Regions from separate parts of the Homo sapiens genome. Here region 2 is linked to region 1. A link is a loop called in an ENCODE intact Hi-C map of the cell type or tissue named here. Cell type or tissue: Caco-2. All regions are shown on one strand.

The links. A loop is a pair of places that touch in the nucleus more often than their neighbours do. Peaks named below come from ENCODE experiments on the same cell type or tissue, not always from the same donor. Only the 100,000 strongest peaks of a DNase experiment are listed, where the experiment ranks them.
Region 2: a loop joins it to region 1, with 9 times the contacts of the local background. A loop is called at or near these places in 7 of 110 quality-filtered maps.

What each region holds. Positions count from the first base shown.
Region 1 is chr5:41,181,501-41,184,000 of GRCh38, forward strand. C6 (complement C6) reads right to left here. Exons shown (of 18, transcript NM_000065.5): 7 at 1-59. Among named protein-coding and RNA genes, the nearest start is that of C6, 31 kb to the right of the region's middle. In Caco-2, no CTCF peak of the experiment used is centred here; no DNase peak of the experiment used is centred here.
Region 2 is chr5:41,526,214-41,528,713 of GRCh38, forward strand. No RefSeq gene overlaps it. Among named protein-coding and RNA genes, the nearest start is that of PLCXD3, 17 kb to the left of the region's middle. In Caco-2, no CTCF peak of the experiment used is centred here; DNase peaks (open chromatin) are centred at 638 and 1,138.

The DNA of each region.
Region 1 (2,500 bases):
CCAAGAGAAGTTAAATCCTTGTAGAAATCTGTTTTCAAGTCATCTTCTGCAGTTTGTACCTGGAGAAAAATCCATGTAAAATAAAATATAATTTAGGAAATACTGGAGCGACTTGTGGATATCTAATGAAATGATGATTTATTTATTTATGCACTCAGCCAGTATTTATTGAGGACACATTTTGCTAGAGAACAAAGAATAGTGTTATTTCCTGCACTGAGGGGTTAATAGTTTAGTTAGAGAGAAAGATAATCACCAACACTTAATGAGGTAAGTACTGTGTGACCAGTGGAATCCCACAGGAAATATAAGACCCTGAGAGGCAATATCAGGAAACCCTCCCTCAAGGAAATGCCACCTAAGCTGAGACTTAACAGGGTGATAAACAATGAAGGTTATTTTTAGCATGTCTGTGATTTTGATGCAGTGTGCAGTCTAACTAAGATACTTTTCAGTTCTGACAACTGGGCTTGTTCTTTATAACCAAGTCCCACCTTGTTTTATACTTTTTCAAGAGACGAGTCTGACTTCGGGATCACAGTTTCTGAGGTTGGGTTCCCATTGCCTGCTACCAAAGCTCCCAGTGCTGATCAACTCTTGATTGACCTTTGTGTTAGTCATTACGCTGTTTACAACTACTCTAGTCTCTTTCTGGGCACATAAAAAGCATGCATTTCCCTACTCTTTTTGGCCAATAAAATGTAAATATAAATGGTATCTGTCACTTTAAGAGTTGATGGGCAATATGTCACTTCCCCCCGCCCCTTTTTTTTTTTTTGCAATTCATCATCACACCAGTCAGGATGTGTCAAAGCAGGATCCCTTAAGTCCCTTGCTTTCTAAGTGACTATTATCAGTAGAACGTACAGTATGAGTGGCACTGTTTTAAGACACTGACATCTTAGTATTGATATTGCAGTGTAACCTAACTTGTCTTGATTAAAATGCTGAGTCTGGTGTCTGTATTCCATCATCTGTCCTGTAGTTATTCTAAGGTCTTCTAACTCCCTGCCCAGTTGCCTTCTCTTCCTTTCATGAGTCTCTTTAATCTTTGTATACCAGCCAGCCAATTATTTCATCTATCTTCATAAGCTACAATACTACAAAAGAAGGGAAGTGAGATGCCTGCTGAATTTCTCCTCCTCTATTGTTTTCAATAAGGTATAGCTTAGGTTTGCATAGCTGCCTGCTAAAAGCATGCCTAAAGAATGAAGTTATACAGAGATCAGTTAAAAGAAAACCAATAGCTTGTGACCTTGACTCTAGTCATTCCCAAATTTTTGTTTGAAGAAATACCACTATGACCTTCTTCAGCCATATCACTATGACTTCAGCCATACCACTATGGCAGAGTTAAAGATTAGCTCAGGTAGCTTCATAAGGTTGGACAAGTCTTAGAGCTACATTGATAAGGAAATGAGTTTAATCTGCTGTAAAAGAATTTTCAGGCTGTATTTCCTCATGTAACTTGTTATCCAGGCTTGTGTTATCAAGCTTTGTGGGTTAACCCAGTGATCTGTTAGTAAATGTTTAACAACTAGCTCTCTGGGAAGGGGAAGAAAGCCCTGATTTGCTATAGCATTTTTCTTTTCCATTGTGCATATATTCCTACCATGGCTGATTTCAAGCTACCTATGTGATGCCCTGAATTCATATTGGGAAGAGATGCACAGTGGCAAATTACAAAGTATTTTCATAATACAGATCCAATAGATGTAAATAACCCCAATAGCATGGATAATGGTAAAATGTAGCCAAATAATTGAAAAGTGATCAATTTTGAGCAATTATAACCTTTGTTTTTAATGTGTTTACCTGTGAGATAATATATTTGATATTTAATAATGGCTGTGTTTTGACCAACAAATATATGAAAAAATGCTCATCATCAATAATCATCAGAGAAATGCAAATCAAAGCCACAGTGAGATGCCATCTCACACAAGTCAGGATGACTAGTATTAAAAAGTCAAAAAAACAACAGATGTTGGCAAGGCTGTGGAGAAAAGGAATGCTAATACACTGTTGGTGAGAATGTAAATTAGTTCAGCCACTGTGGAAAGCAGTTTGGATATTTCTCAAAGAACTTAAAACAGAACCACCATTTGACCCAGCAATCTCATTCCTGGGTACATATCCAAAAGAAAACAAATTGTTCTACCAAAAAGACACATGCACTTGCATGTTTATCGCAGTACTATTCACAATAGCAAAGGCATAGAATTAACCTAGGTGCCAATCAGCAGTGGATTGGATAAAGATAATGTGGTACATATGTGCCATGGAATACTAGCAGCCATAAAAAGAATGAAATCATGTCCTTTGCAGCAACATGGATACAGCTGGAGACCATTATCCTAAGCAAATTAACACAGGAACAGAAAAACAAATACTACATGTTTTCACTTATAAGTGAGAGCTAAACATCGGGCACTCATGGACATAAAGATGGCAACAACAGACACTGGGGTCTACTAGGGGGGGAAGGGAGGGAGGGGCA
Region 2 (2,500 bases), 340 kb after region 1:
CCCAAAGTGGTTAGGGAAGAGCCGGGTTTTATACATTTTGGGGAGACATGAAACATCAACCAAATACATTTAAGATGTACTTTGGTTTGGTTCAAAAAGGCAAGACAACTTGAGGAGGTGGCTTTCAGGCTAAGGTAAATTTCAACATTTTTTGTTTGACAATTGGTTGAGTTTATATAAAGGCCTGAGATCAATAGAAAAGAAATGTTTGGGTTAGGATAAGGGATTGTGGAGGTCAAAGTTTTATTGTGCAGAGGAAGCCTTAACATAGTAGACTTCAGGGAAAATAGGTTATAAAATGTTTCTTATCAGACATAAAAGGGCACCTGGCTCTTAGCTGATTATCTCCTGGATCTGGAAAGTGAAAAAAAAAAAGAGAAAAGGGGATTCTCTACAGAATGTAGGTTTTTCCCACAAGAGACGACTTTGCAGGCCAATTTCAAGATAAGACAATAAAATATATTTGGGGTTGCTTATTTGTTGTGTGATGTTATGCCAAAGTCAGGTTCGAAAGTAGGACATGTTATACAGGGTTAAATAAAACTCCTCTGATGAGACTTTAGGGTTTGTAGGGCGTGCTCACCAAACCCCTTAAGAAGGAATTTGAGCAAGATAAGATTAAGAAAAAAAGGTCAGAGTTTAGTCTTCACACCAAAGCTAGAAGAGGACAGGAAGTATTCTCTCCTAGAGCCGATGGAGAGAGCATGGCCTTGCCAACACCTTGATTTCAGACTTCCAGTCCCTAGAACCATGAGATAATACATTTCTGTTGTTTTAAATCACTCTGACTTAACAATATGGATAACCCTCAAAAATTTTATGTTAGCAGAAAAAAACGCCAGAAGACACAAAAGAGCACATGCCATATTATCCCCTTTATATAAAGATAATAGTAAAAATGACCATATAACTCTTTTTCACATCCACACGTTTTGCAATTTTTTTTTAACCATCCATCAAGAGGTGGCCAATTGTCCACTTCTTCAATCTGGACTGGAATGTGACTTTTGTCAATAGAATGCAGTGGGAGTAATCGTGCCCCAGTTCTCAGACAAGATTCTTCACATACCCAACTCTGTCTCTGAACCATATCCAGGCACCATGTGAGCAGTCCCAAAATAGTCTGCTGACGTGTCAGAGGCACTCAAACCAGAGTGATTCCATCTTAAATAGGGGCTGGGTAAAATAAGACTGAGACCTGCTTGGCTGCATTCCCAGGAAGTTAGGCATTCTTAGTCACAGGATGAGATAGAGGTTGGCTCAAGATACAGGCCACAAAGACCTTGCTGATAAAACAGTTTGCGGTAAAGAAGCCAGCCAAAACCTACCAAAACCAAGATGGTGATGAAAGTGATCTCTGGTCGTCCTCACTGCTCATTATATGCTAACTATAATGCATTCACATGCTAAAAGACACTCCCACGAGTGTCATGACAGTTTACAAATGCCATAGCAATGTCAGGAAGTTACTTTATTTGGCCTAAAAAGGGAGGAACCCTCAGTTCTGGGAACTGCCCACTCCTTTCTGAGAAAACTCATGAATTATTCACCCCTTGTGATATGGTTTGACTGTGTCCCCACCCAAATCTCATCTTGAATTGAACCTCCCATAATTCCCATGTGTTGTGGGAGGGACCAGGTGGGAGATAATTGAATCATGAGGGCAGTTTACACCATACTGTTCTTATGGTAGTGAATACGTCTCATAAGATCTGATGGTTTTATAAATGGAAACTCCTTTTGCTTTGTTCCCATTATCTCTTGTCTGCTGCCATTCAAGACATGCCTTTCGCCTTTTGCAGTGATTGTGAGGCCTCCCCAGCCATAGGGAACTGTGAGTCCCTTAAATCTCTTTTTCTTTATAAATTACCCAGTCTCGGGTATGTCTTTATCAGCAGCATGAAAACAGACTAATACATCTTGTTTAGCATATAATCAAGAAGTAACTATAAGTATACTCAGTCGAGCAGACCATGCCACTGCTCTGCCTATGGAGTAGCCATTGTTTTGCTTCTTTACTTTCTTAATAAACTTGCTTTCACTTTACTCTGTAGACTCATCCTGAATTATTTCTTGCATGAGATCCAAGACCCTCTCTTGAGGTCTGGATCAGGACCTCTTTCCAATAATAGAAGGATGAGAAACCATATAAAGTAGAGATAAAATGTCATAACCAAGGCCATCCTGGAGCTGCAGACTTAGCAGTTAATCACAAATACTTGAGTGAGCCCAAAAGAAACAAGAACCACACAAACGAATTCAGACCAAATTGCTGATCCATTTATTTGTGAATTAAATAAGGAGTTGTTTTAAGTTATTGAGTTTTGAGGTTTGTATGTAGCAGCAATTAACTAATGAAGTAAAGAAACAAGCCAAGTAAAATCTGACAATAAACATCATAAAAGTGAATAGTTAAAGCAGTCTTGAGCAAAATAAAACAAAAGAACAAGAAAACAAAGCTAAATGCATTACACTATCTGATTTCAAAATATACTACAAA